Regions from separate parts of the Homo sapiens genome. Here all the other regions are linked to region 5. A link is a loop called in an ENCODE intact Hi-C map of the cell type or tissue named here. Cell type or tissue: heart left ventricle. All regions are shown on one strand.

Region 1 (4,000 bases), 97 kb before region 5:
GTTTAATTGACAAAAATTGTATGTATTATATATATAACATGTTATTTTGAAATATACATATGTTATATAGAAAGTTATTTATGAGACACTCTTGTGATTCTTTACAGTACAGTGTAAAGTGAACAAAGACACTTAGAATAAGGTGTAAGTTTTCAAAAGTGTCATTCACAAATTTAAAGATTCACAAAGGACGCTGCATCAACATTGAAAACCAAAATTTTCTTCAACTTTTTAAACTTCTTTTATACTTCCACTAAATAAATTTCTTTCCTTACCTAGAATTTCTTATTTTTCATTTGATATTTCCTCACATTAAAGAATTATTGTAGGGGCCAGGCACAGTGGCTCATGTCTGTAATCCCAGCACTTTGGGAGGCTGAGGAAGGTGGATCACTTGAGGTCAGGAGTTTTAGACCAGTCTGGTCAACATGGTAAAACCCCATCTCTACTAAGAATACAAAATTAGCCAGGCATGGTGGCGGGCACCTGTAATCCCAGCTACTCCGGAGGCTGAGGCAGGAGAATTGCTTGAACTCGGGAGGCAGAGGTTGCAGTGAGCAAGATCGTACCACTGCACTCCAGACTGGGCGACAGAGTGAGACTCCATCTCAAAAAAAAAAAAAAAAAGAATTATTTTAGTTCCTTAGTTTCTTGTATCACATACCTCCAAGTACAGGGTGATACACTACACACCACATAGGAGAGACATAACTTTGAAGTCTAGGATACAAACTTGAATCTTTTCAGAACATAACAACTAGAGGAGGCCTTGCAAAGATTTAACAGCAGGAGGAGAGGCTGACAGCAGGAAGAGCACATGAGAATTCATAGTTATAGCTAAGTGTTTTATTAGAAGGTTTACATATACTGCTCTACCTTTTATATAAAAGAACTATATGGAAATGGATATTAGTAGGTATATTTGCCAGGAGTTTTTCACATATTACACATATTTAACAATTTAACAGGCATTTTACTTTTTAAAAGTTTTACAGTTCTATATATCACATCTATCATATTTCATATTATCACATATATCACTTCAGTTGTCCCTCAGAATGACTAGAATAGGATTTCATGCTCACTTTATAGATGAGGAATTTGAGGCTCAGAGAGAAAAAAATTAGAATGACTTACCCACAATCGCTTAGTAAGAGGTCAGCCGGGATTAAAACTCAGGCCCACCAGACAACAAAGCCCCAGCAGAAGCTAGCCTCATGTTGTTGATTTATGTATTTGTGAGTTGGTTATCAGCCCCAGGGTCATCGTGACCCAAGAATCCCCTTGGGCCGCCCTAGACTGACCACCCCACCCAGGTGGGTGAGCAGCTTGGCCCTTCGTCTAGGAGATTGCTACACTCATCTCAATCCTGTGCAGTAAACAACAGATTATTATTGTCAGTTTAGCTGCTAAAGGAGGTTGTTTAGGGTGGTATTTCCAGTCTCATTAGGGCCACTGGGACTCCCCAAACTTAAGTTCAACCACAAATTCAGGGATACAGGCACTGGAGATGCCAAGTCTGCAGCGAGCCAGGACAAGGCAGCTGCTGTATCTTGGCCCTGGGTCAACCCTGGAGCCTATCTGTAGCCTGTCTTCAGCCTAGTTGAGCCTACTGCTCTGTGTGGCAAGTTCCTCACCAGTCAGCCCTTAAAACAAGAAGCCAGTACCTTCCTCACCAGTCAGCCCTTAAAACAAGAAGCCAGTACCTGTTCCCATTCCACCCTCTCAGTTCGGAAGAACTTTAATGCTAGTACAGTCATGTACCACTTAACCACATTTTAATCAGCAATAGACCATGTATGTGATGGTGGTCCCCTAAGATTATAATGCCACATTTTTACTGTACCTTTTCTGTTTAGATATGTTCAGATACACAAATACTTACAGTGTGACAATTGCCTACAGTATTCAGGACAGTCACATCTGCACAGCTTTGTAGCCTAGGAGCAATAGGCTGCACCACGTAGCCTGGGTGTGGAGTAGTAGGGTGCACCATCTAGGTTTGTGTAAGTACACTCTATGACGTTCACACAATGGCAAAATTGCCTAACGATGCATTTCTCATAACGTATCCCCAACATTAAATGATGTAGGACTGTATTTGATTATTTTGTTTCTACAAATATTATTCTCTTCAGTCCTTTTTTAAAGGATAATGGTAGTTTATTAAGGTCTAAATACCTCCAGAAAGAATGCTAAAGGCAAATATCAGCAAAGATGTCTAGCAGGGCTTCAATGCATCCTCAAGCAGTGTTACTCTTAAAAGCAGAAAAGAGTAGAATGCATTTGGTTCTGTTTAAAAATCAGATCCAGAGGGCATTTCCTAACTGCAGTCTAATATTTTAGAGCTGCTATAAGGTCAAATATTGGGCCCAAATCCATAGCTATGTGGCATAAACCCTTGTAAATGACAAGATGAAATTTGTAAAGAAACAAGATGAAACAGTAAAGAAACTTCAACTTAGTTACAATTCTATTTCTTTTTCATGTTAAAAACAAAAATCCCTGACTTCTTTCTACTCAATATCATTTACAGTCTGACCAGTGCTTCTCCACCATCTCTCTCCCCAACTTCATCCCATATGGAAGATGGAATTGGCACCCATCTTCATTATTACAAAGCTGATGCATTTAGCCCTTGATAACAATGCCAGTTTAGGCAGAGAGGGAACCTCAATTGCAAAATAATTATGGCTGGTTGAAACTGTGAAGCCTGAGGAATCAGAGAATTAATTAGCCACTCCTGCCCTGACTTAAGACCAGGTGCGCATGTGCCCCAAATGTTGCTATATGAATGCTTTACAAAATATTAGGAAAGTTAATGATCCTGACTGTCTCTTGGGTTAAGAGTAATGTGTTTAAGAAAGATGCATAGAAAAGCTGCGTCTGATTTTACATCCTTCGTACCCTTGCTGTGCTCACCCCTGTGAGTAGTTCTCCTATATCACCTTTACTTAGCAATGCAAAGGGAAGTGAAACCAATGAATAGTTTTGGAGCATTCCACATCTAAAACCTGAGATAAATAAGCTCTGAAATAAAGATTCAGAATAATTGAATCAATGAGCGACTCCAAATGTCACCTTCAGATATTCTGAAATGAGATATTCCTCATCTATTACAGAGGAAAAGTAAAATCGATTGAAATTTGTTTTTGTCAGTCAGGCCTTTGGAGACGAGCCGACTGGTGTTTAATCCCATGCTACCCCTCGCTGGCTGTGTGATCTCGAGCAAGTTACCAAACCTTTCAAAGCCTCCATTCCACGACTGAAAAATAGGAAGAGCAACATCCCTCCCTCACAGTGCTGTTCCTGCTGTAGCAGTAGAAGGTCCTGGACAGGTCCCATACCTCACAGCAGCCAGACCTCCTCCTAAGCACCCTCTCCCATGAAGGAGAGTGTGTGAGCCCTTGGTAAACCTCTCACCTTGTGCACCAAAGCTGTCCAGGTTAACACTTTGCTCCCTCCTTTCCAAAGACAAGGTCCCAATTTTATATTCTAAGCCTTTTGTAAAACAGAGGTTCAGAAGAGTGGGGAACTCTGCCTCCTCAAATGCTCATTCTTCCGCCGGCCCATGAGTGCCGCATTCCCACTCAACTGGCCCACATGAAGACCAGCCAGCCTGGCTGCCCTTCTGTCCTCACTTCTCATGGCCCTTACATGTGAGATGCTCCATGACGACGCATCACGGCCAACTCCTCTCCCCATCTCTGTCTCCGCCACAGCCTTTGGCACCTGTAAAATGGGGACACCTGTGCTGGGGGAGCCCCAAGTCTTCTTTCAGGTCTGCACTTCCACGTGAGGTGTGAAATGATCTCATTTCCACCCCCTTCGGACAGGGGTGAATGTAGGCCTGAGCCTGGGTTTAGCTATGTGAGTGACTATATTCAGTTTCCTGCTGCTCAGGGCTGACTGTTTTATAGCAGGTTTTGCAGAATATTTATCGCCCCAACTCTGCGAGAGGATGCTCAGTAGGTACAGGTAATCATCTGTACATTCAGGT
Region 2 (4,000 bases), 1.5 Mb before region 5:
GCTAACCTTGGGTTGATATTAACAGGATTGCCACTGTCTCTGTTGCTTTTCAAATGCATTAGAAATTCATGCACATTGATTTTTGGTTGCCAGGATGCATAAGTCTCACAAGAGCTCACTGGATTAGGTTGCCTTTTTCTCCCATGGTTTGGAAAGTATCTTTTTTTTTTTAATGTATTATTGCCTTGTATATTAAATATTCAAAGATTCTTAAATGTTTGACATAAAGGGAGACTTTATTCTTGGGGCAAGTAACATTATCATCAAGAGGTCTAAAAATGTGAAGCCTTTCATTATTTTACTAAGAGATAACTTATTAATGTTCATTCATTTATCCAGTCGACCTTTAATGAGACTCTTGGGAGGCAGAGCCAAGGATTCAAAGCCAGAGATAACATGGGAGGTTAGTGAAACACGCAGACATGAAGTTAGAGCTGCAGATTCAATTTTGGGCATTTTGGAGGAGGGGTAATGGGGAAGGCTTCTTAGAAGAAGAAATACTTCGGTTAGGCCCTGAAGAAAGATTGGTTTCCATTGGTACAGATGGAGAGAAGAGGATTGTAGATGGTATGATGTCATGTGAGTGTCAAGTTTCTTTATTTCTGTTTACCTTTTTCCTGGAAATGTTTCAGTTCATTCTAGAAAAGCTCATCTTTGAAAAAATAATATAATTATATATATATATATATATATATATATATTTTTTTTTATGATTGCTTTGCCACATTTTTCCAAAGGATGCTCAACAATACAACGTGGCTGGCTGCAGTGGCTCACGCCTGTAATCCCAGCACTTTGGGAGGCCAAGGTGGATGGATCACCTGAGGTCAGGGGTTCAAGACCAGCCTGGACAACATGGCAAGACCCCATCTCTACTAAAAATAGAAACATTAGCCTGGCATGGTGGCACGTGCCTGTAGTCCCAGCTACTTGGGAGGCTGAGGCACGAGAATTGCTTGAACTCAGGAGGCGGAGGTTGCAATCAGCCAAGGTCGTGCCACTGCACTCCAACCTGGGCAACAGAGCGAGACTCTGTCTCAAACAAACAAACAAACAAACACAAAATACATTGGGTTGAAATTTATACACCATTACCCAGCTGTGCAAAGAAAATGTTGAGTTACCTTTTAGCTGACCACATATTGCTCTGAGCTCTTATACCTGTTGATGTGGGGAGTGTAGGGATGACTTAACTTAAAAGTGCCAGTTGCCAGATACAGTGGCTTACACCTGTAATCCCAACACTTTGGGAAGCTGAAGTGGGGAGACGGTTTGAGCCCAGGAGTTCAAGGCTGCAGTGAGCTATGACTGTACCACTGCACTCTAGCCTGGGGCAGAGTGAGATCCTCTCTCAAAACAAACAAAAAAAGTGCTAATTAGGGTAACTCAGCCCTTTCAGTCTTGGAGTTTGTGTGTGAACAAGTGTTTAATTTATTCAAAGAATCAGTCTTTTGGGACTGTTTATTCTCTTCCCTTTCATGTATTCAGGCTCTCCTCCTCCTCCTTTCCAGGGCCTCTGTGTGTTAGGGATAGGATTCCTAAACCTGTGGGTGGAAGTGGACCTGAGAGGGGCACTTCTGAGGAGGGGAGCATCCCCTTAGTCCAGTCACCGGGTGTACTGTGTGTTGTACCTGCCTGGTTTGGGTGAGGTGCTGGATCTGCCACTCACTGACCACCGGAGACCCTGCCATTTGCCCTAGCTGTGTTCTGCACACACTGTCAGCCCGTACAAGGTCTGTGAGCTCTGCCCAGCCCCACCCCCAGCTGCCAGTATGTAGTTCTCACCACAGCCCTAGTATGTGGGGGCCCTGTGGAATACGGGCTTTCCTGAGGGACTTGCATTTTCCCCTGAGATAAGCCCGGAAGTGCTAACTCCCTACCACCCTCCAGAACATTAGTGTTGAACCTTCAAGAAGGTTCCATGAAAGTATCAGGATAGCTTGGGAAGATGTGAATGCCATTGATTTCATGAGTAGAAGAGCTAGAGGAAACTAGAAACTTTAGATTATCAAATGTATACATCCATTGATTTAATATCTCAAAAATATCCCCGTTAGAGCAGAAACTTGAAAATAAGTAAATACTGCAAGAATAAATCAGAAATAGTCCTGCCATTCCTTATTTTACATTTGTAATCCTATAAATGTCACGATGATGCATAAAAACTCAACTCATCTGTAGCGTTTTATTGTTAGACACTTAACCAAATTCATTGCTTCAACCATTTAAACTTTAAGTAAAAAATTTTAAAGTTCTATATTCTAATATATATGGGTATGGAGGAGGAAAAACGAAGATTGCTAACCAGGCTCATGTTTAGACCCTAAGAAAATATTTACAAAGTCTCATACTGGGAAAATAATGTAGTTCTACTATTTGATTTCTAAATATAATTGATATCACCAGGAAATTAAATTACGTTTCAGCCACAAAATAAAAATTAAATAGGTTTTCTTGTCATTATCCAACAAATATTTGCTGTAGGCTGGCTATGCCTGCAGTTTTGTGCTAGAAGCTGGGTATACAATGGTGAAAAGACTCAGTCCCTGCCTACAAGAAGTTTAACAGCCAGTCAACCAATTCAACTCTATACAACAGAAATTCTGATTAGAATAGGCTCTGGTGGTGTGGGACACAGGAAAAGCTCCAGGCCAGGAAATAGGGGATCAGAGAGGCTTCCTCAGCAAGGTGACACCTCAGCTGAAATGTGGAGGATGAGTTGGAGTTAACCAAATAAAAGGAGATAAGACTATCTAGACAGAGAAACGACCTGGCCAAAGGGGCCTGGAGGTGAGGCTGAAAGCAGGTGTGCTCAGTGTTACTGGAGCCTGGAGGCACAGGGGAGCTATTTCTCAGAAGAGACTAGCAAAAGCAAGCAGGAGATAAGGCTCGGAAGACAAGACTTTAATCCCCTCCTTCCCCCATCCTCCCTGCCTCTCTCCTTCAAGTGCAGCACACGAGCTCTGGGAGTGCTTCCCCCGCAATGTTCTGCAAGCTCTTTCTAGTAAAGGATGGAATTCTGCAGGCTCTAATGGGCGGGTGGTCAGGAGGTGAGCCAAGGCCAGAGGAAGACTTGTCTGAAATTCCTCCCTGGTACAAATACAGTGTGTGTGTAGGGAATGAAGTGTCCCTGAAAGGGGAGCTCCCAGAAAGGGCTGTCACTTTTATAAAGGGCTGGTCACTTAAAATACACACACACACACACACACACACACACACACACACACACACACAGGAGAAGAGGAGGTTATTTTTCATTGTCATAGCTGTAGAGTTTAGCTCTCAAGCACAAAGGGAAGGGCAGAGCTTGGGGCATGGTTGGAATTGGTGAAAACCTGTTGTTTGAACTCAAGATTGGCATTCAGGGGTTTTGAATATTACCAATTAAAAATGTTGCATGAATCCATGTTATAAACTGGTACTTCTCTGTCACTAAGTTTATCCATCATGTGCTTCTAACCCCACAGAGTATATTCTGTAGACTCATTACCATGGTTTTTAAAATCTTACATTGTCCCAATATGTTATGGGCCAGTACCTGGGCAATCACCTTGAAACATTTTGCTTATTACACTGCTGGTTGAGAGGCAGGTGCAGTCTACCCAAGGGCAGCATAGGATCTGTAGGAATACAGCATTTTCCGCTTCCATTTACTCTCACCTGGATATGGTCTCCAACTCATTCAGCTTGTCTTACATTAAAAAATGAGATAGTATTGTATGTGAAAGTGTTTTGTAAACTCTAAAGCTCTATGCAAGTCTATGATAGTGGCATTATTATTATTATTATCATTATGGATAGCATGACGGTCAAGCATTGCATTGGTCCTAAACTGATGAGAATTGGTGAGAATTGCAAAGATAAGCACAGTGCTAGGCCTGGCTGACTGTTATTCTAGGTAGATATAAAGGTAGCATTTACATCACAATTTACTATCATTAAAACATTAACAAGAACTCATAAGAATATTGGCATTTACTAAAAGATGAAACAATTGAAA
Region 3 (4,000 bases), 1.5 Mb before region 5:
TGGATAGAAGCAGGACTTCAGGTAAACTGCACTGTGACTTGATATACCAAAAGATGTTGACTTTTGTTTCTTGATTTTTATAACAAAATATCTGATTTTATATAACAAAAGAGACTTTTGGCCAGATGGAAGCCTTTCCTCTAGTGCTTTTATGAGTTGATTTATGTGATTTTAAGGCATTCCCCTTAAATACCTGTTGTATTCCAACATCTTGGCATGTATGATAATTTTAGAGTAGGTCCTTTAATATTATGTCCTTGGCTTTTAATGCAATTAGATTTTAAGTTTTCTATTACAGTAAACAAACATAAACTTTGATTTTGAACTTGGAAGGATGCCTACTTGGGGCTGTAAGCCATTCAGCCATGGAAGATATATTGGAAAAGCAGCCTTTTCCCCATAAGGTGACTTCAGTGGCTGGGACTGTCTCCAACTGGGCCATTAAACGGCTGATTCTTATTATTGGCAAAAAAGCCATTCCTCTTAGCTATTGTTGAGCCTTGTTACCGTGTGACAGTTTTATATCCCTGACTCCCAAGTATGAATAGGGAATTGTTAGTAATGTAACTTCCATGTCTCTTTGGGGATTCCTGAAGGAAACTGGGAGAGGAAACAAATTTCTCTCCTTGGCCCCACTGTCACTGTGGGAACCAGTGCGGTTCTTGTGGACTGCTGCAGAAACATAAGCAGCATTTTCCGGTTGTACAATAGCTGTCCATAGAGCAGGTATCTTTGGTAACATTACCTAACACAGTTCTGCTTTCCCCAGAAACCAGAATGAGGAAACTACAGCTTGAATTGCAGCCTTTAGAATTGCTAGTAGGAAAAACTGCCAGAGGATAAATCCACTTGAGTATTTTATTACCCAGAACACAAGATTGATTCAGTAGTTCAGAGCCAAAATGAACTAATTTGCCCAGAAAGTTGGAATTGCTAATCTGCCTAGAAAACCAAAGTGGAAGTAGGCTATCTGCCTAGGAAGTTGGAGGTGAAGCTGCTTAGAAAGTTGAAATGTGTTTTTGAGTGCAGAGGGTTTGTTGCAGAGTGAAGTTTTATTACTACTCAGTAGATCTTGTAATTAAAGCTTGATAGTTTCTCTTTTTTGTTCAGCAAATATTTATATTTCTTTGTGTATAAATGAATCCAAGTAATATAGCAGAGCTTTCTTCTATGGACAATCTATAACCATGTTTAAGTATTAATCTGGCTTTTACGGTGTCATAAGCAATCTAATGGAAATGCATGCAAAATGCATATCATCTGCTCCCCAGTGAAATCTGATTGGAAAGACATGATATTTACATTCATTTTGAGGATCTATAACTCACAAAATAGGCATGGTAGTCTACTGAATGGAAGAGTCATTCTGTAGCAAATTTGTTTGCAGTACTTTTTTGGGGGATTTTTATATCAAGGATGGAACTTCAACTTGTTTTTATTTAAAAAATAAGAGTAGGATGGTAATATAAATATTTATCTGAATTCACTTATTCATGGCTTTTGTTTTTGAATTATCGTAGCAAAGATCTAGCAGATATTTTTAGTTTATAAATTAGGCTTATGTTTGAAAGCTGCCGTATATCTCTGAACCCACTGTGTACCATACTCCAAAGGTGGATTGAAGCCCTGTACTTAATCTTTACTACCTCCTCAGAGTTCTTACTCTTTTGTTGACATTATCAGCTTCTCTGACCCTTATCTCAACAAAACCTCTTACTTATTGGGATTAACTTTCAGGAAAGTCCTCTAAAGCCACAATGTTTAATTATCTACCTGGTTCCCAAAGAAGATAAGCAGGCAGAAAACGGCAATAAATAATCATGTCTGTTTAGACTGTGTTTTTAACTTTAGTCAGAAGAAATAATAGTGACACTCTGACTTGGAATAGCTGAACAGGAATGTGAGGCAATAAAACAAGTCAACTAGATATTCAAAATGAAGAGTAAAACATTGTGACTTCTCTCGATATTAGATATACCCAGTACCATGTGCCATTCAATTATAGTTTAGAAATTTCGTCTTTTATTACAAATATTTGAGAGATGCATATAGCTGCGTCACTCACTTAATTTGGATAGTAGAGAGATAGGTATTTGCTGCTTCAAATTTGAAAAACTTGTGTGGGTTCTTGGTGCCTTTGATCACATGGAGGTGGAAAAGATTGGCAAGAAGCAGATGATCACCTGGGTCTACCTTGGAATAGTGTCTGCCCTCCCAAATTTCCATGTCCTTTCTTTTTGGCTTTCACTTTTTACTCTTTGCTCCTTTCACTGTCATTCTTATCTTGTTTTCTTAGACGTATTAGAAAGAGATTGTACTTTCACCCAGGCATAGAGGCATAAGGACGAAAGGTTTGTGAGGTTGATTCTAGAAAGACTTTTGTTCTCTGGGGCATTTTCTCTGAAAGCCTGAGAATTGGCCCTGCCGCTCAGTGTGGTTCTGTTCCGGTGGCAACAGCCACTGCTGCCACATGATGGCAGTCAGGTCCCATGCTCCCAGCCTTGCCTCACTTCCACGGTGTTGCTGCCTTTTTCTCCGATACTCACACAAATTTTACTGTCACATAAAAGGAGAATTGAACAAGAATCCCTGTTAAAATTCAAAATAACAGGTTATGGTTTTCAGAACAGTGCTGCTTTAGTTAAACATCCTACATGTTGAACATGTTGCTGGGACTTTCATTTCTGTGTCCCTCTATGCGCCTTGTGCCCATGTCCCTGGAGGAAGCCTGAAAAACAAGGAAAGAGGCAGAAAAAGGGAGGCCCTCTCTCTGAGAGTGATAGGCTATCGTCTTTAAACTCTGGGGAAGATGAAGAATTTCAAGAAATGTTTTTCCAATATCAGTGAGACAGTGTAGAAGAAGCACATGTATTTTGACTGTCTGTTGCTTGTAGAAGCTCAGATGGTGGAAACCTGGTGAGTCCAGTATGGTGGAATATCGTCATGGTCAATTTGAGGCCCAACTCCTTCCATACAGAAGTGCACTCTTCTGGCCCAGACTAGATCCTAGCCCCAGGCCCGTCTTTATTACCTTCTAGTGGCAGCACTTTTAGAAATTTCCACCATTAATCACTATTTCTGCTATTGCTTGGAGCTCAATCTAGCTTAAATAAACTTATCTCTGCTATAGCCCTGAACCAAACTAGTTTACCAAAGATTCACCAGAGAACGGGATAATTGAGACCAGATGTGCTAAGTATCGTGTACTGTAGTTCACAGAATAGTTACTACAGGCTTGGGATATTTCCATTTCCATTATTGTTTTGGAGGAAGAGAAAATGTCTCTTGAAACTTAACGCTTTCACTTTATATGTATTAATGTGGGAAACGCTTTGGCTTTAAGTTACTAAGATACTGTCTTTTTAGATGATTATGCTGCTCACAGTCTATAACTTAAAAAAAATGAGAGAGAATAAGCAGCAAATACTTGGAGAAGAGACGCTAGCAAAGAACATAGACTTTGGAATTATTCAAAGATTGCGCTCCTGTCCACCTGTCCGTTTCAGTGATTTTTGTGGACATCATCGTCTCTTTGGTACTTGGGTGGGCAAGCTGGATTATAACTACACTATCAGGACACCAGAGAATTATATCACATAAGGGAAACGTCTCCATTTGAGCAATGCTTACTGTAAGCATGTAACCATTTCCTCCTGGCCAAATGGAGAGCCCATATACACATGACAATACAGATGACAATACAGGTTTCTGATGCAGACATATACCAGTCATTAAGCTCAGAAGAGAATCTTTCTTATATGCCCATGCCTTGTCTGGAATACTCAACCCTCATAAAAGAGGTTAATTAAGAGGGAAGTTAATATGCTGTTTGAGACTGTCTTTATAAAATAAGGAGGATTAGGTGTGATTTGAGGGCAAGATACTCTTCCCCCATGCCTGCTAACAGAGACACCTGAAATTAATATACCATTTGCATAAAAGCATAGGAGTTATGTTGCTATTTAATATAAGAAAAAGCAAAGTCAATCCTATATCAACA
Region 4 (4,000 bases), 50 kb before region 5:
TGGGACTGGAACCTCAGTTTAGCTGGGGGCTCTCAGAACAGACAGCTAGATGAATTAAACAATGAAGTCTCTCAGCCTTAGGCACATCTTCCAGGACAAGGGGAAGGCCAGGGGAGAGTAACATCAGTGATCCTACAAGATGTGCTTCCAGGCCAAGGCCAGGTTGCAGTTGCAGCTACTTAGCCATGGTACACGGTGGGCCTGGAGCTTCTGGGTGTGCAAAGATGTGACTCAAGAGTCCATCTGCCAGCAGTGAGCAGGGCAGGCCAGCTCTCCTCTCACTGGTACGGTGGTTCCAGCCCTCACAGGACATTAAAACCACCTGGAAACTGTTTATGAAGGTTCCTATATTCAGGAAAAATCCCTAGAGATTCTGACCGAAGGAATTTGGTGCTGCCTGGGTACCAGTATTTTTAAATTTCCCCAGATGATCCTAACATGCAGTCTGAGTGAAAAACCCAAGTTTGACGGCTACAGGAATTTAGAGCTTCTCTAAAACATACAGGGAATAATACCAGGGCCATACATTGGAAGTCCTTCCATTGGGAATGCAAAGAAAAAAGAAAAAGATGGCCAACATCTACCATTTTAAAGGGATTCCAGCAAGCATATTATTAAATGCAGGGCTGCCTCTGGCATCTGGAAGCAGCTTGGGTGCCCTGGATATAATTCTCTTTTAAAAGTTTTTTTCACAGCTTTTATAGACCACTTAAAACTGGCCTTCATCTTGTGCCAAAATAGCAGGGCTGTGTTTGTTTAGCTTCAAGATTTTCAGGTCCAATTGATTAAAAAAGGTGAGTGAGAAGCCTGCCAACACACAGTGAGGCTGTCACCCAGGCAGCTGCTGCTGCTGGCTTCCAGCATCCAGAAGCTGGAACATCAGCCAGCTCCAATCACCTGACAGAGGATGGATCCTATGAGAAGGAGGACCGGGGCTTAAAACCAGACGTACCCACTGAAGTCAGGGCAGGAGATGAAAATCTTAACAAGTGAAGGAGGTATGAAAACAACAGATTCTAGGGATCAGCAACCAATGAATGAGGGTCCATTTTTTGAAAAACAAATACTTCTACTGGCTGTCTTTTGAGTGCCAGGCATTAAACAAAGTGGAAGAAAAAAATTGGAGGGTGACTCAACAGATGGACCAGATCAATAATGAGGGGTAATTTGAGCAGGACAAGGCTGGAGCTGGAAGTGCATGCAGGATGCCAGCATCAGAGCAGCCAGGCATCAGAGAGCCAGCCTTGACTACTCGCCGGGCCTCAGGGGCTGAGCCTTCGTCCCAGGACAAGGGAGTGGCCAGAGCTTGGCTGGCCCCGTTCCAGATGAGGACTGTGATACCAGTCAGGTCAACGAGCACCGATAGAGGTAGGGCCCAATATAGGACCGTGTCTCACAATGGTGCAGACCCGCAGTCCAACACACAGGAAGGATGCTTGTTGCTAAGTCTTAGACACGGGAACTGGAGGAGGGTTGAGGGCCCCCAGCAGTGGGAAGGCAGGCATGGCATGCAGACGGTGGACGCGGACTCAAGACACCAACTCTCATCACTACAGGTCCGTGGTTTGGAAAGTCCCAGCACCATTCCAGAGAAGGAAACAGGCCCAGGTTTCTGATGGGGATGGGTAGTAGCCACAGAGCACAAGTCAGCCGCACCCACCACACACTTGCTGTAGTGCCACACTCTCGGCCCTAGAGGGCACTGACGCTTTCCCTTCGCTCTGCCCCAGGGCCAGGGCCAAAGCCATCAAGTCCTGGGCAGAGGGCGGGAGCGTTCAGTGAGAGCAGCACAGAGGTTAAAGAGCTGCTCTTTTTTGAGATCTTCGCTCTCACTTCCTTTCCAGGCAGCCAGTTCAGCAAGGTGGGTCTGGGGCTGCCTCCTGGGAGAAGAGGCCTTTCACCCTCGAACCCTGCAGGACCTCAGTTTGTCCCAGGGCAAACCTCCTACATTGGGCAGTTAGGTCAGACCTGCTTCAGGCCTTGGAAGACTGTCTTCTCCTTGGCTTCTCTTACTGCACTGGATCCAGCCAGGACACTGATCAGACCTCCAGGGCCCAGGTTAACAATATGTGGCCCAGCTCTGGGAGAGAAGCCAGCAGGTCTCCCAGGCTTTTGAACTCGGAGCTGAAAACCAAACAAAAAAACGAATCCACCCCATTGACAAGTGGCCCAGCCTAGTTGGCCAGTCAGGAGACTGCACAGGCACTGAGGCCAAAGCTGCCTTGGATTAAGAGGTATGGATGCCACCGCTGCCCTTTTACTACAGGTACACTGGCCGGGAACCTGTAGCACTGAGTGACACCTGATCAGAGAGTCACCCACTGGCTGGGTCTCCCCCAACTCAGATGCATGGCTAACAATCACTAGCTAAGCATGTATTCACTCTGTGGAAAGCCACGTCACGTTCATATATTTATTATCTCATGTATTAATATACTGATGTACCACATTATTCTAATTTACTACCTCACTTAATTCTTACAACAACCTAATGTGATGGGCAATATTATTATTAGCTCCATTTTACAGATGAAGAAACAAGACCTGAAAAGGTTAAACAACTTGCCCAAGATCATCCAGCCAAGTCATGATAAAGCTGCACTTGAACACACACTTCTCAGATTCCAAAGCCCAAGTTTCTCTCTACTAACTGTATGGCCCCTGCACTCAAAAACTGAGAAATCTCTCTGCCCTGGTGAGTTTCTTCCTCTACGTCAGTATGCATAGAGCTCAGGGCTGTACTTTCCTTCACTAGTGATATGGTTTGGATCTGTGTCCCCATCCAAGTCTCATGTTGCAATGTAATCCTCAGTGCTGGAGGTGGGGCCCGGTGGAAGGTGATTGGATCATAGGGGCAGTTTCTCATTAATGATTTAGCACCAGTGGAAGGTGATTGGATCATAGGGGCAGTTTCTCATTAATGATTTAGCACCAGTGGAAGGTGATTGGATCATAGGGGCAGTTTCTCATTAATGATTTAGCACCATCCCTCTTGGTGATGCTGTTGCCATAGTGAGTTATCACAAGGTCCGGCTACTTAAAAGTGCGTGGCACCTCCCCCACCCCCCTCCTCCTGCTCTGGCCGTGTGAAGTGCTGGTTTCCCCTTCACCTTCCGCCATGATTGTAAGTTTCCTGAGGCCTCTCCAGAAGCCAAGCAGATGCTGCCATGCTTCCTGTACAATTTGCAGAATCATAAGCCAATTAAACCTCCTTTCTTTATAAATTACCCAGCCTCAGGTATTTCTTTACAGCAGTGTGAGAACGGACTGATATGTCTAGGAAGGACAGCAACAACAGAATCCACTTTTGCTATCGGCTTTAAACCAAACTATCCTCTGCTGAACAGGAAAATTGAAACAGAAATAGAGAATGGAAAAAAAGAGGTGACTAAAACACACTTAAGGTGTGTACAGTGAAAAGGGAGAGAAACAATGGGCTCTCTAAATTACTTTTCTTAATGTGTATTACACCACACTCAACTGGATATATTAATATCATCATGGTTCTTCCAAAAATCAATAATTACCTATCTGTAGTAGATTTCCTATACTAGCCTACTTTTCTTCCTTTTTTCATTTCTAACATCCTAGTTAATTCCATGACTCCCAAGGTGTTGCCACATCCATCCCTCTGTGTACAACATGGCCGGATTACGCTTCCTAAAGTCTGGTTTTAATCATGTCACTACTCCGCTAAAACATGGTAATGGCTCCCTAAAATGCTCTTATCCTTAGCCTACAATTCAGAGCTCTGTGTATCCTGGTCCTAACCAACTCTGAAGAGCTACCACAATACTAATCCTATACCTGGGCCAATCTAGACTACTCTTCCTCCTGAAGAAATAGCTGAGCTTTTCCTCCATATTCAGCCCAGGCATATCTAGCTCCATTCCACTGTGGCCAATGGGAGAACACAGCTATCAAAAAAGAAGAGACATTGAGCCAGGAGCTCATGCCTATAATCCCGTGACTCCAGAGGCTAAGGCTAAGGATGGCTTGA
Region 5 (4,000 bases):
TGCATTCTGAATCTCTAATGATGGAGTGGGGCATCCTACCCCTGGGGCTGCTCAACCAGCACCTCTGCAATCAACCACCACTCTCAATACCCACCCACCTGTTGGCCATCTAGGAAATGGGTCTTCATGAGAGACGCGTTTTTCTCCCCTACCCCATGGTTTGCCTATCCAAACCTGGCCCACATGGGAGTAAACTCTTCTACTCAAACCCAGTGGGAAAAAAAAAATCCACTAGATTCACTCACAAAGATTGGGGGTGCCCTGCAAGAAGGAAGACTGACATCTAATTCTCTAATGTGGATATCTGTCTATATTTAGGTTCTCTTAACAGCAGAGCCTGAGACAGGGACCTGAGTACAGGTTGATTTTGAAGAAGTGATTCCCAAGAAACTAGAGTGAGAAAGAGGAAAATTCAATAAAAGGTTCACTGTGGAGCTGGTCACCACACGGACAAATGGAACCCATTGGCCAAAAGGTTCCTAGTAGTAGGAACCTCCTAGAAAAGAAAAAAAAAAACAGTGTGGAGCATGCCTCAGAACTGTTCCCTAAGAGGCTGGGTAGGCTGGGGCATTATCCACCCCCACCCCTCCTCACACAGGTTCCGAGAACACCTGTGCAGACAGGCCTGATAAACCTGTTGGGTGCCTGAGTGGAAAGCCGACTGTGAGCACGGTTCCCAGTTGTGGAGGGAATCGGAGGGAGGCCGAGGGATTGGGACACAGGGCACCCAAACTGTCCGCTGCAGCATTGTCTAAGGAACTCACTTCTGATGTGTTGCTGCCCCGTAAACCAGGGAAAAAGGAATTAGAGAGACCTAGCAGGGCAGAGAGGGTCTATTATAGGGTGGCCTGAGCATATACCATTTGTTGTGGCAAAGATACATGAACTTCCCACAGGAATCAAGAGGATATCACAAAAGTTATTCCTCCAACAAGCAAATCCACTGGGCCAGAGGACCCCACAGAAGAGGGGTCAAATGATTTGAGTACCGATATCTGCCCTCAGAGGAACCTAGTTAACCCCTGAAGATAGTTAAAGCTCTCTTGGCTGCTGGCAGGATCTGAACATAACCCAGGGTGCTCTTCTACACGAGTTCAGAGGATTAAACAGTGTTTCTCAAAAGCTGAATTAAATTGTGATTTTTAAGAACAAAGTGACAACAAAAATAATAAAACATAAAGGATCTGATTGTATCTGGATGTTTACAGCTTCTTAAATCTTATCCTAAACTAAATTTTATTAACCTGGGAACCAAAGACCCTCTAAGGAGTGAACGAATAACTCAGGAGATCTGTGAGTCTCCTGAAAATACACTCAATAGTTTTCATATATGTACATGTGTACACGTGGTTTTGCAATAGAGGAAGTCCATAGCTTTCATCAGCTTCTCAAAATAAATAAATACTTGATCCCAAAAAGGTTAGCAGGCACTTATTTGAGTTATTAATTAGTATTTAACATTGTTCATGTTGATACAACTATTTTATTTCTACAGGAAAAGCACCACTCATTCAAAAATATTATATATACCCCTTGACTCGGAGAGCCTGTGAGAGCGGTTTCTGTCCAGGCTCTGGGCTGTGTGAGCTTCAGCCTGCCACCATGGCCCCCTGGTGGTCACTGTGAAAACAGCAGTGGGTAGCTGGCACACTGAAAGGCAGGTTTTAAAAAAATTTTAGCAACTAGGTAATTGTGTTAATATGCATTAGAAAAATTTCAGAAAGTTAATTTCAACTCATTATTTTCTAGTTACGGTAATAATACATAAATAACTTTAGTTTAGAAACCAGTGATCTAATTTAACCCCCTCATTTTCTGATGAAGGGAGTGGAGTTTGGAGAGGTTCAATAACTACACCAAGCCATATACAGCTGGTTGGTGGAAGAGAAAGGACCAGAAATGACCTCCTATCCAAGGTTCTGTCAAGATTCTGTGCAACTCCTTCTTGCTGGCAATTTCAGAAGAAAAGCTGAAGGAGCATTTTCCTCTAGGGCAACTGAATCCCAATAAAGTGAAGTCAGTCTCTCTCTCTCTCTCTCTCTCTCTCTCTCTCTCTCTCTCTCTCTCTCGATATTCACATATACGTTTGTGAACCTATATATAGCTACATATGCATATGTGTCACATTCACACATTCAATGAATATAGAATACAGATTATGGGCCAGACACTATTCTAGTCTCTAGAAATAGAAAGATAAATATAATACAGTCTTGTCCTCAAGGAGCTTATCATCTGTCAGAGTAAACAGATATTCAAGAAAACAGATGTATTTAAGACCTAAGCAGAAGTGAAGTCATTCAAGGTATGCTGTCATTCAAGGGAGAGGCAGTGTGACTGATGAGCAGAGCTTTGCAAGGATATTTGTTTCACTAAGTCTGGAAGAATGGGAAATAGTTGGTAACAACAATGGGGCATGAGCAAGATCATAGAATCTAGAAACATTCAGAACATGGGGGTAACATATAATATTTCAGTAAGTGTCTATTGCAGATGCTGGTAATGTCTAGTTAAATGCTGGGCAGCTGGGCAGGGGCTGGATCGTGAAGACTTTTAATGTCATGCTAAGCAACATGAATTTTATCCTGCAAGCAATGGGGAGCCATTGAGCATAACATAATACTTCTATCATGGCCTTGTGGAAGATGAATGAGAGGTGGTAATAATGGAATCAGAAATACCAGCAAGGAGACCACTGCAATAATCCAGATTTAAAGTGTTAAAGACCAGAACTAAGGCACTGACGTGCAGGTGAGACAAGTGAGTGGAAATGAGAGAGACAGACAGTGGACACAACAGGACTTGGTGACCAATGACTGTGGGGAGGGATGGAAAGGGAGGATCCAGAGATGCCTCAGAGTCCTTGCTTGGGTAACTGGGTAAATGGCAGTGAAAGTCATTCAGACTGGGGATATAGGAGAAGGAACTGAATGGGGAGAACAACGGTAAATTTAGTTTAAAAGATAGCAAACTTAGTAAAAGGCAAGGATAAAGAGATAGTAATGTTAAGGATAAAAAGATACTAAATTAAGTAAAAATAAGGGAGATGCTCAATAGAAAACTGAATTGTGGATTGGAATTCTGGAGATAAATCAGGGCTAGAGATAGAAATTTGGGAAAAAATAGTATAGAAACAGTATCTGAAGACTCAGAGCATTTGAGACCACTGAGAAAGAAGATACAAAGTGAGAAGAGAGGAAAAGCTAGAACAGAAGACAGAAGAACAACAATATTAAAGAGAAAGGGGCTGGGCATGGTGGCTCATGCCTGTAATCCCAACACTTCAGGAGCCCAAGGTGGAAGAATTGCTTAACCCCAGGAGTTTGAGACCAGCCTGGCCAATAGAGTGAGACTCTGTCTCAAAAAAAAAAAATTAAGAAGAAAGGGAGAGAAGGAGCTCATAAGACATTAAGAAGAATGGCCAGAAATGTAGCAAGAAGACCAGGAAGGGTGAAATCATGAAAGCCAAGGGAAATGGGAGTTTTAAGAATGAATTTATTAAAAATTCTAGACACTGCCATGATACATAGCAGAATAAGAATTGAAAAATGTCTTTTAATTTAGCAAATAGAAAGTCATTGCTGACTTTGGTAGATATTTGAGGAGTGATAGAGACAGAAATCAGGTCACAGTGAGCTCAAAAAGTGAATGGAACATTCACTGGCATAGTATACAGACAACTCCTGTAAGGAAAAGGAAAGAGGATGATAGCTCATAAAGTAAGCCAACAGTTAATATTGGCTTGATAAATGTTTAATAAAGGCCTATACTTTTCTGGGGGCCTTATTAGGTCAAACCCCATAAAATGTTTGACAGGTTTCAAACAGTCAAATGTAAGAGATGTCCTTATGGTGTAACCTAATATAATTAAGAATGCATGACACTGGCTTTTAGTTAATCATATTCTATCAAAAACTTAGGCAAGACCAGAATAAAAGCATCACTCTCTGCTATGGTTTGGATCTGCGTCCCCACCCAAATCTCATGTTGAATTGTAATC
Region 6 (4,000 bases), 560 kb before region 5:
GGCGACATGAACTTCCAGATCTAGAAGCTAAAGCTACTCCCATCCCAACTGGAAAGTGGAGACAGAAGACCATGGTGGGGAAGGAGGAACTGTCCACCTGGAACACAATTCTGCTCAGACCTTGGCCACAGCCATTGCTTACATACTCTGCTGCCAAGCCCAAGGGGTCGACCAGATTAGGAGTCCGATAGGAACTTGACCTTTTAGGGGCTCAAAGATTATTTCTGTCAGATGGCTTTCTCAGAGGGAAAAGAACCCCAAGAACCACTCCCTGATCTCATGTCTCATTGATTCCACCAGTCAATCACAATGGAATCTGAAGTTTGTCTAAGGACAAAGAGTCAGCACTTTATCCTTATAAAAAGTTATAAAAAGACAGCTATAGACAGCTATGCTGCCAAAGCCCCAGGCACATGAAGGTAATTCAACAACCCATTAAATTTATTATGGTACTGGGAGGTGACAAAATTGCCTTTAGGGCCAAAGTCTGATAAAGAAGAACAGAGCTCTGTTTTAGGTCTGAAATTATACACGGTGTCAGCACATTGACAGGAGCCTGGGAAGTAAGAGGTTGCTTTGAAATTCAGAATGCTGAGTAACTCAACCTATTCAGACCTTTCTACTTTATCATCTCTCTCTCTCTCTCTCTCTCTCTCTCTCTCTCTCTCTCTTTTCCAAGCCAGGTTCTGAATGACTTAAATAGCTGGGTTGGGATTACAAAGGATTTTAGCTGTGGTTTTGTGTGTATTTGTATGCATGCATGTGTATGTATTTATGCGTGCATGTGTGTGTATTTATATGTGTGCATGTGTGTGTGTTTGTGTGTGTGTGTGTGCATGTTTGTGTGCCCCTTAAATCTGGTGCTTTCATTTTTTATGGTCTGTTTTACAAGAGAGAAATTGCCCATTGCTGTGCCAAGAGCGGTCTTTGAAACAGCAGTGAGAAGTCAGAAGAGCTGGGAAAAGGATGTTTGGCTTAATCAGTTTCGGAACCAAGTCCAGTCTGAATACTTATCAATTTCTAAGCCACTGTTTTCCCAGAGTCTGAGCCATGACCCCTCTCTCCCCACATCATTTTGTGGAGCAGGTTGTCAGAGGGAGGGATCAGACAGGGTATGCCCTTTCTGGGAGACTCCTGCTTCCTACCACACTTCACTGTCCTCAGCTGGAAGGAGGCCTTTCTCAACCCTTCTTGGCCTGGAAGCCTCTGTACTGAGAGGTTCAGGAAATCCAGGCAATGATTGATGGTTTGTTCGTGTCAGCAGAGCATAGGAAAAGCTTCTTTTCAGATAGGAGATTAAGCTCTTTTCATTTTGGGATCAAAAGCAAGAAGAAAGAGATGCATTTCATATGCAATCTGAGTTCTTTTAAAGAGTAACACCCTCCTCTCACCTTCCTCTACCCTCACTGTGTTGGAGTGGCACCAGGAGTCTGCGCTTCTGCCAGCTGCAATTTCTCCTTGTACCCGCTGGAAGCCAACCAGGATGGCTGCCGGCCTGGTCCTGCCGAGTCCTGTCCCTTGTTGATGGGCTCCAGGGAGCAATTGGCCCTGGGCCTGGCAGCCCACCTGACCTCCCTGCATTATCCGCTGTCTGTCACTTGTCATCGGGTGAGTCTGGTTGCAATCAATTCACGCAGGCTCCTGTGGGAACACGTCTGGTAACTTATCATGTTGCAGCCTGTCAAAAGTCTGACATGCTTGGGGCAAACGTTTGCTTTGTGCAACTGCTATTTCAAGGGTGTGTGATGTCGCCATCTCAACAGCGTATGTGCCCAGAGACAACAGCACTGAGAGAAAGCATGGTTTCAGGAATCCCAGGATCTGTTATTAGAAGAATGACCATTGTTAGGTAAATAACTCAGGGCACATGGTATGAACATTTGAGAAGGAGGGATCGCCTAGGGTTTCATGTCAGGTCTGGGGTGGGGGAAAGTTTATGCCGCTTTCTTTTCTTTGCGTTAGATTCCTGAATTCATTTCCTCAAAGCTTCTCCCTCCATGAATCTAGAAAGATTTCATGGACAATCTGCCATCAGGCTGAAATGATAACAAAACCTGGATTAGCACACCATTTCCCTAATAGAGTCACATAAACTCTTTTTAAAATTATTATTTCCAAGTCTGTGGCTATATTTTCTAGTCAATTGCCATTATAAATAATTTACCAAGTACAAAGGAGCATTCTGTATTGCCTGATTTATTTTAAATCCATGGCCTAAGGAAACAGAAGAGACCTTTGCTCCCTCTCCATCAGATCAGCTGGCATAAAACAATGTGTGTGCTTGGGATTTAGGTGATATTTTTTCCCTTGCATGCAAACATTGAATACTTTGGCTGAAAGAAAGCAAAACCTTTACAAAGCCCTTGGTGTTTGGATGGTGAGAGACTTGTGGCCCAGGCACCCTGGAGAGCAATGGGCAGCCAGCATCAACTACTAGACATTTGGTAACCAATCTCAGACCAAGAGCACCCAGCCAACCCAATGGCTGACTGCAAAACTGCCCAGTGAACCCATAGACTTGGGAATAATAATAAAAAACTTAAGTTCCTACATTTTGGGGTGGTTTGTTACACAGCAAAAACTAACTGATACATCCTCCAATGACTTAGTTTATATCAATCTAGAGGCCTTTGTCGGTCCTTATTTGCCTCAATGTTTCTGTCTGATTTGAGGTCATCCGTTCTGCTGAAAATCTTTAAAATGGATGCTTGTGGGGTGTTCCAGAGTGGTCTTACTTATAACAAGAGTTATCTTAAGTGACTCCTTGGAGATCTTCATTTACCTAGGCATCTCTATTGATGTGAAAGTAAAGAACCTGTTAATCTCTGTTAATCAGGAAAATGGTGTTAGAATGTGGTTTCTCCATCTACTCTTTGGTTGTCTGGCTAAACCTTGCTACCAGCAATGAGCCAGCTAGGGTAGAAAAAGCCTGGCCAATTGAAGGTTAATAATTGGGAAGTAGGTCCTAGCTACCTACCTATAGCAATCACAGAGTTCATCAGAGAAGCAGAATCAATAGGATGTATGTGTGCATATTTCTATATTATTTTGATTTTTAAATACACATAAACACACACACACTCATAGAAAGAGAGAAAGAGAGAATGATTGACAGAGATTGTGGAGGCCGGCAAGTCCAAAATCTTCAGGGTAGATCTGAAGGCCGGAGACCTAGGGAAGAGTTGATGTTGCAGTTCCAGTCCAAAGGCTGGCAAAATTCCTGGGGGGAAGTGAGTCTTTTTTCCATTAAGACCTTCAACTGATTGGATTAGGTCCATCCACATTATGGAGGGTAACTGCTTTACTCAAAGTCTACTGATTTAGTGTTAATCACATCTAAAAAATACCTTCACAGTAACACATAGATAATGATTGACCAGATACCACCAGATAATGATTGACCAGGTACCAACTAGGGCTAGCCAAGTTGACACATAAAATTAACCATCACACTACTGTTGTTGCTGATTAGATGACTAGACTTTCTTATTCTTAAGAAAGTCACTATTGTTTCTAACCCAGTAGTCATTGTCCAGGACTCAGTAGCTAGATATAGCAGACTGTGAAATGGTTCTGATCTGGGCAGATGTGCTTTGTGACTAATGAATCATGCAAAACATTTATCATATTTGCTTCCCTCTTTATTTCTCACTGATTGATCCTGGATGGGTGAGAAGTTTTCTCTATCAGAAAAGTCATCTAAATCAATAAAAATTTACAGAAACCACAAGCATTGTCATGATAGTGTCAGGGATTGCAAAGATGTCTTGAGGGTCCAGTTTCTTTTTAAATTATAGTCAGAATTACAGTGATGCCACCAAGAAAGAATAAATGTGTCAGAGATAGAAAATGTGATTTCACAATCCTTTGTTTACAGGTTTTAAAAGTCTTTGTCAGTTATGCAAAAAGCCTCTAAAAGTAGGACTAAAAACATGGGACACAAAGACTGGAACAAAACAAATGAATGTGGTTAATAACAGATATGTGGGCTCTCAAGGAT
Region 7 (4,000 bases), 110 kb before region 5:
GCAAAACCACCGGCAAACCCTTGAGAAGGAATAAAGAAAGAGATGAAAAATAAAGGAAAACGATGAAAGAGGGAAAGAGGAGTTAAGGACAGAGTGGAAAAGGGGAGGGAAAATACGGACTAAGAGTGAAAACTGGAGACAAGATAGGAAAGCAGAATCTCTTCTGACCTAAAAAGGGGAGAACGGAGGGTTTGGGGCAGGTGCTACCGAGCACTCTCCTTTGCCCACCTGAGAATGCCAGCCACATGCATGTGACTTCTTCTCAAAAGCAGAAACAACTGTTTATTTTTTTATGCCTCTGAGTGGGAGTGTCCTTGAGGTTTTGTTTTTTCTTGTCCCCCAGCCAGCTAAGCAGGAGCTTTAAAACACACTCAATGCCAAAGCACACTTATTGCAATACAAATGGAAGATTAGCAGAGGAATGCTAAGGGGACAGTGGCAGCTTTTTTCTCTCCCTTGCGAATAGCCAGGTTTGAAGTGCTCTGCTCACCTTCTACAGATAGTCTTAACCAAGCTGATGATTCAGGCTTGGTGGATTAAAAAGACTGTGTCCTTTCATTAAGCCATACATAGTGCTCCAACTGTTTCCTAACCAGGGTTTCCAGTTCTTCAGTTTGTAATCATTTGCAAGGACTTAAAACTTTTCTTTCTAAACAAATCTAACTGTATGGGAAGATCTATCAACAACAGGAGAGGAAAACTGCTGACTTATGGGTAACACGACAATAACAAATGGGCCACAGGGCTGTGTGCCCAAGACTCATCTTTTTTTTTAAAGCTTGAAAATGAATTCCTCCTGTCTTGCACACTCAGGAGGGTTTACTAGCAGCCTAATTAATTAAGAGCATCTATGTATCTGATGGGGATGCTCCCATGGCTGGAACAGGCGCTCTCTGCTCCTCCTGGGTACCTCACTATTCCCTCTATTATTATTATTTTTTAAACACAGTTCCAAACCACTTTTTACAGCCTCCAGGGTCTAGCTACGGGAAACCTTCCACGAATCAGCCCCAGTTCTTCTATGCTGCCTATTCTCATCTGAAGCAAAAGAGGTACATCCGTTGCATGCTAAACAATTACTTTCTTTAAATCTTTCTCATTTCCGATCACATGGAATGGCAGTGTGATAGCTAACCAGACATGTGAATAAGTCATGGAAGATTTTTTTAAAGCAGATTTAAATAAAATATCCCTCATTATGGTGCTTAATTCCATCTACTGCTAAGAAGACAGCCATCTGGAGAATACCAGCAAGGTGGGTATTAAGGAGGCATGCGCACCCCATAACGTAACACTGAAGCAGAGGTTTGACGCCAGGCCTCAAGAAGACTGGTGATGCTATCAAGAAGGAATGTAATTGTGTTGATTTATGTGTTATTTTTATTCTGTATTTTAAAGGCATGAAGACTGGCTATCCCGAGGTGATAAATGAGGTCTTAGAAATGGCATCTTTCTTTTGAAGTTTGTCCCACGAAGTTGTACCCTCCTGCGGCAGAGGATGAGCAGACGGTAAGCTTTGCCACAGCGCCCTCTTGTGTTCAGAGAACCGCAATGACAACATTTCCTCGTATTAAGAAACTATCATGACTTTAATTACAGATTAATTATACCCTTTCGTCAAGGTTGAAAGAAGAATCCATACAAAGCACGACGACTAGAAAGTCGAAGACATGCTTTCTTTTCTTTTTTTCTTTTTATTGTGACATCATGTCTCTTCAATGCCCTTTCAATTAATAGTAGTTGAGCGCTGGGGGCTGAAGTCAGACTCTCTGGGTTCAAATCACAGTGCTGTGTCCTGCAGGCTGTCCTCAGGCAAGTTGCTGACTTCTCTGTGTCCAGGACTCTGCATCACAGTACTTATATCCTAAGGTAGTAGTGAACATTAAATATTAAGGACTTCGAAAGTGCCTGGAGCCTTGTAATAAGTGTTAGCTGTTGGTCATTATCATTGATGTTATTTTTTTTAATAAATCAAAGAATTGTTACATTTCTGCTTGAAGTGACTTCAGAGATAATTAAATCCAAGTTTTTCATTTTGTAGATGAGAAATCTCTGGTCCAAAGGAGCAAAGTGAACTGCCTACAGTTGCCTAATTAGTCAATGGCAGAGCTGAAACTGGAATTTAAATCTTCTGGTTCTCTAGGGCCCGGGTTTCTGTCTTTTCTGGAGAACAGCTCCCATAGGAAGCTCTTTTTGCTCTGCACGTGCAGGGGGTAGACTTGCAGGAACTTCATGCAGGGCCCTGGGGGGATGTGGGCCACTATGGGAAAGGCACTGAGCCACACACACACACCAGGCTCAGAGGTCTGGACACAGGAGTAATGAGTTGAGTAATCCCTGTCCTTTTTTGCCATGACAATGAGATCGATAATCCAAGACTTACAGAACTGGATGATGTGAACTATAGTCTGCCTAGAAATATTGGTCTTAACCACTTTCAGGAAGACTAAAATGACCACACACATATACAAAAAAGTCTAATGCTTGTAAATCTGTTTTTAGAGTACCAGATTCCTAAGCTGCCATATCTTCTGAGATAATATCCAACTCCAAAGCTGAGCTTCCAAGAGGGCCTTGTATGAATATGGAACTAAGAGGCACACTGGCTGCAGACCTGACTTCTCTCATGTACTGTTTCTGTTCATTTTCTTTTTAAAGAAAATATCGTATCACAAAAGGACAAATGTCATGTGATTCCACTTATATGAGGCACCTAAAGTAGTCAAATTCAGAGACAGAAAGTATAACAGAGGTTGCCAGAGGCTGGGGGAAGGGAGAATGAGAAGTTATTATTTAATGGGTGTGGCCAATATTGCCAAGGAAATAGACGTCAGTCTACAGATCAGTTAGTGTTTACATTTTCAAAATTCAACCTAATGTTTATTAGGCTAAAGATTATGTTATCTTGAATTAAGACTCATAATACAACAAAGGTTTAGCCTCCCATCCTGGGTGAACCTCTGGGATTTCTTAACCTCCTTTTGATTTTCTGGCATCACTGAAAGCCGACATATAAACAAACCAGTGTAACACAATCACTGCCCAATGTATTGGTGGTCTTTGGCAAACATGAAGAGTGGGCATTAACGAATGATACTAGACAGTTCTCTTCCCCTGCAAAGACATGTGGACTTCAAATAGGAAACATCAGCATACAGCAATTGTCAGACTCCCAGGTCAGCATGTTTGTTTGGAAAGAGCTCTAGAGTGAAGACCGAAAGACAGGGTTCTGGCTCCAGCTCACCTACACACTTGTCGGACCTCGGCAAATGGAGTGAGTTCTCTGGGCCTTTGCTTGCTCCTCTCTAAAACAGGGACTCAATAGGTGATCTCTAAAGTCCTTCCGTGATCATTCTGTGACCTGGGCCCAATACCGCTCCAGGTCTACCACAGCCGTGGTGTGGAGTGCTATTCATAACTACATAACTGAGAAACTTTCAAAGGAGATTTAATTGTACTAAGACTACCATGCAACCAAATAAAATAATTAGACTGCTACTTTCTCCTTCTGGAGTAATCTGATATTCAGGATGAGAGATTTAACATAGGATTTTATATATCAAAACAAAAATAAAATTGGAAGGAACAATATACAAGAATTTTTGTATAAGGAAGCCTTCTTAACATCTACCTTTCTTTTTAAACGGTCATCACGTCGTTCAGTACCAAAAAATGGTGTCCACCTCCTCAGATTTTTTTGTTGTTGTTGTTGTTTTATTTTGTTTTTGAGACGAGTCTCCCTGTCACCCAGGCTGGAGTGCAGTGGTGCGATCTTGGCTCACTGCAAGCTCTGCCTCCCGGGTTCATGTCATTCTCCTGCCTCAGCGTCCTGCGTAGCTGGGATTACAGGCGCCCACCACCACACCCAGCTAATTTTTTGTATTTTTAATAGAGACGGGGTTTCACTGTGTTAGCCAGGATGGTCTCAATCTCCTGACCTCGTGATCTGCCCACCTCGGCCTCCCAAAGTGCTGGGATTACAGGCGTGAGCCACTGCGCC

What was found. Hi-C counts contacts between places; a loop is a spot of excess contacts. Peaks named below come from ENCODE experiments on the same cell type or tissue, not always from the same donor. Only the 100,000 strongest peaks of a DNase experiment are listed, where the experiment ranks them.
Region 1: a loop joins it to region 5, with 2.1 times the contacts of the local background. A loop is called at or near these places in 15 of 110 quality-filtered maps.
Region 2: it touches region 5 in a loop (4-fold over the local background); 19 of 110 quality-filtered maps call a loop at or near these places.
Region 3: it touches region 5 in a loop (10-fold over the local background); 19 of 110 quality-filtered maps call a loop at or near these places.
Region 4: a loop joins it to region 5, with 7 times the contacts of the local background. A loop is called at or near these places in 44 of 110 quality-filtered maps.
Region 6: a loop joins it to region 5, with 2.3 times the contacts of the local background. A loop is called at or near these places in 3 of 110 quality-filtered maps.
Region 7: a loop joins it to region 5, with 2.1 times the contacts of the local background. A loop is called at or near these places in 14 of 110 quality-filtered maps.

What each region holds. Positions count from the first base shown.
Region 1 is chr1:231,851,346-231,855,345 of GRCh38, reverse strand. The region is part of intron 9 of DISC1 (DISC1 scaffold protein); the gene reads right to left. The region is part of intron 12 of TSNAX-DISC1 (TSNAX-DISC1 readthrough (NMD candidate)); the gene reads right to left. Among named protein-coding and RNA genes, the nearest start is that of DISC2, 35 kb to the right of the region's middle. In heart left ventricle, no CTCF peak of the experiment used is centred here; a DNase peak (open chromatin) is centred at 1,545; H3K27ac peaks cover 645 bases.
Region 2 is chr1:233,232,659-233,236,658 of GRCh38, reverse strand. The region is part of intron 9 of PCNX2 (pecanex 2); the gene reads left to right. Among named protein-coding and RNA genes, the nearest start is that of PCNX2, 61 kb to the left of the region's middle. RefSeq lists enhancers at 1,155-1,676, 1,677-2,200. In heart left ventricle, no CTCF peak of the experiment used is centred here; no DNase peak of the experiment used is centred here.
Region 3 is chr1:233,239,743-233,243,742 of GRCh38, reverse strand. The region is part of intron 8 of PCNX2 (pecanex 2); the gene reads left to right. Among named protein-coding and RNA genes, the nearest start is that of PCNX2, 54 kb to the left of the region's middle. RefSeq lists a silencer at 526-820. In heart left ventricle, CTCF peaks have their summits at 2,273 and 2,472 (motif pointing right); a DNase peak (open chromatin) is centred at 2,482; H3K4me3 peaks cover 271 bases.
Region 4 is chr1:231,804,555-231,808,554 of GRCh38, reverse strand. The region is part of intron 8 of DISC1 (DISC1 scaffold protein); the gene reads right to left. All of the region lies in intron 11 of TSNAX-DISC1 (TSNAX-DISC1 readthrough (NMD candidate)), which reads right to left. It overlaps LOC105373170 (a long non-coding RNA gene), which reads left to right. Exons shown (of 4, transcript XR_949268.4): 3 at 1-2,837; 4 at 2,890-2,980. Among named protein-coding and RNA genes, the nearest start is that of DISC2, 12 kb to the left of the region's middle. In heart left ventricle, a CTCF peak has its summit at 1,686 (motif pointing right); DNase peaks (open chromatin) are centred at 1,324 and 1,724.
Region 5 is chr1:231,754,586-231,758,585 of GRCh38, reverse strand. The region is part of intron 4 of DISC1 (DISC1 scaffold protein); the gene reads right to left. All of the region lies in intron 8 of TSNAX-DISC1 (TSNAX-DISC1 readthrough (NMD candidate)), which reads right to left. Among named protein-coding and RNA genes, the nearest start is that of DISC2, 62 kb to the left of the region's middle. In heart left ventricle, no CTCF peak of the experiment used is centred here; a DNase peak (open chromatin) is centred at 1,595.
Region 6 is chr1:232,316,912-232,320,911 of GRCh38, reverse strand. No RefSeq gene overlaps it. Among named protein-coding and RNA genes, the nearest start is that of SIPA1L2, 310 kb to the left of the region's middle. In heart left ventricle, no CTCF peak of the experiment used is centred here; a DNase peak (open chromatin) is centred at 1,511; H3K27ac peaks cover 2,396 bases.
Region 7 is chr1:231,864,387-231,868,386 of GRCh38, reverse strand. The region is part of intron 9 of DISC1 (DISC1 scaffold protein); the gene reads right to left. The region is part of intron 12 of TSNAX-DISC1 (TSNAX-DISC1 readthrough (NMD candidate)); the gene reads right to left. Among named protein-coding and RNA genes, the nearest start is that of DISC2, 48 kb to the right of the region's middle. In heart left ventricle, a CTCF peak has its summit at 1,541 (motif pointing left); a DNase peak (open chromatin) is centred at 1,506.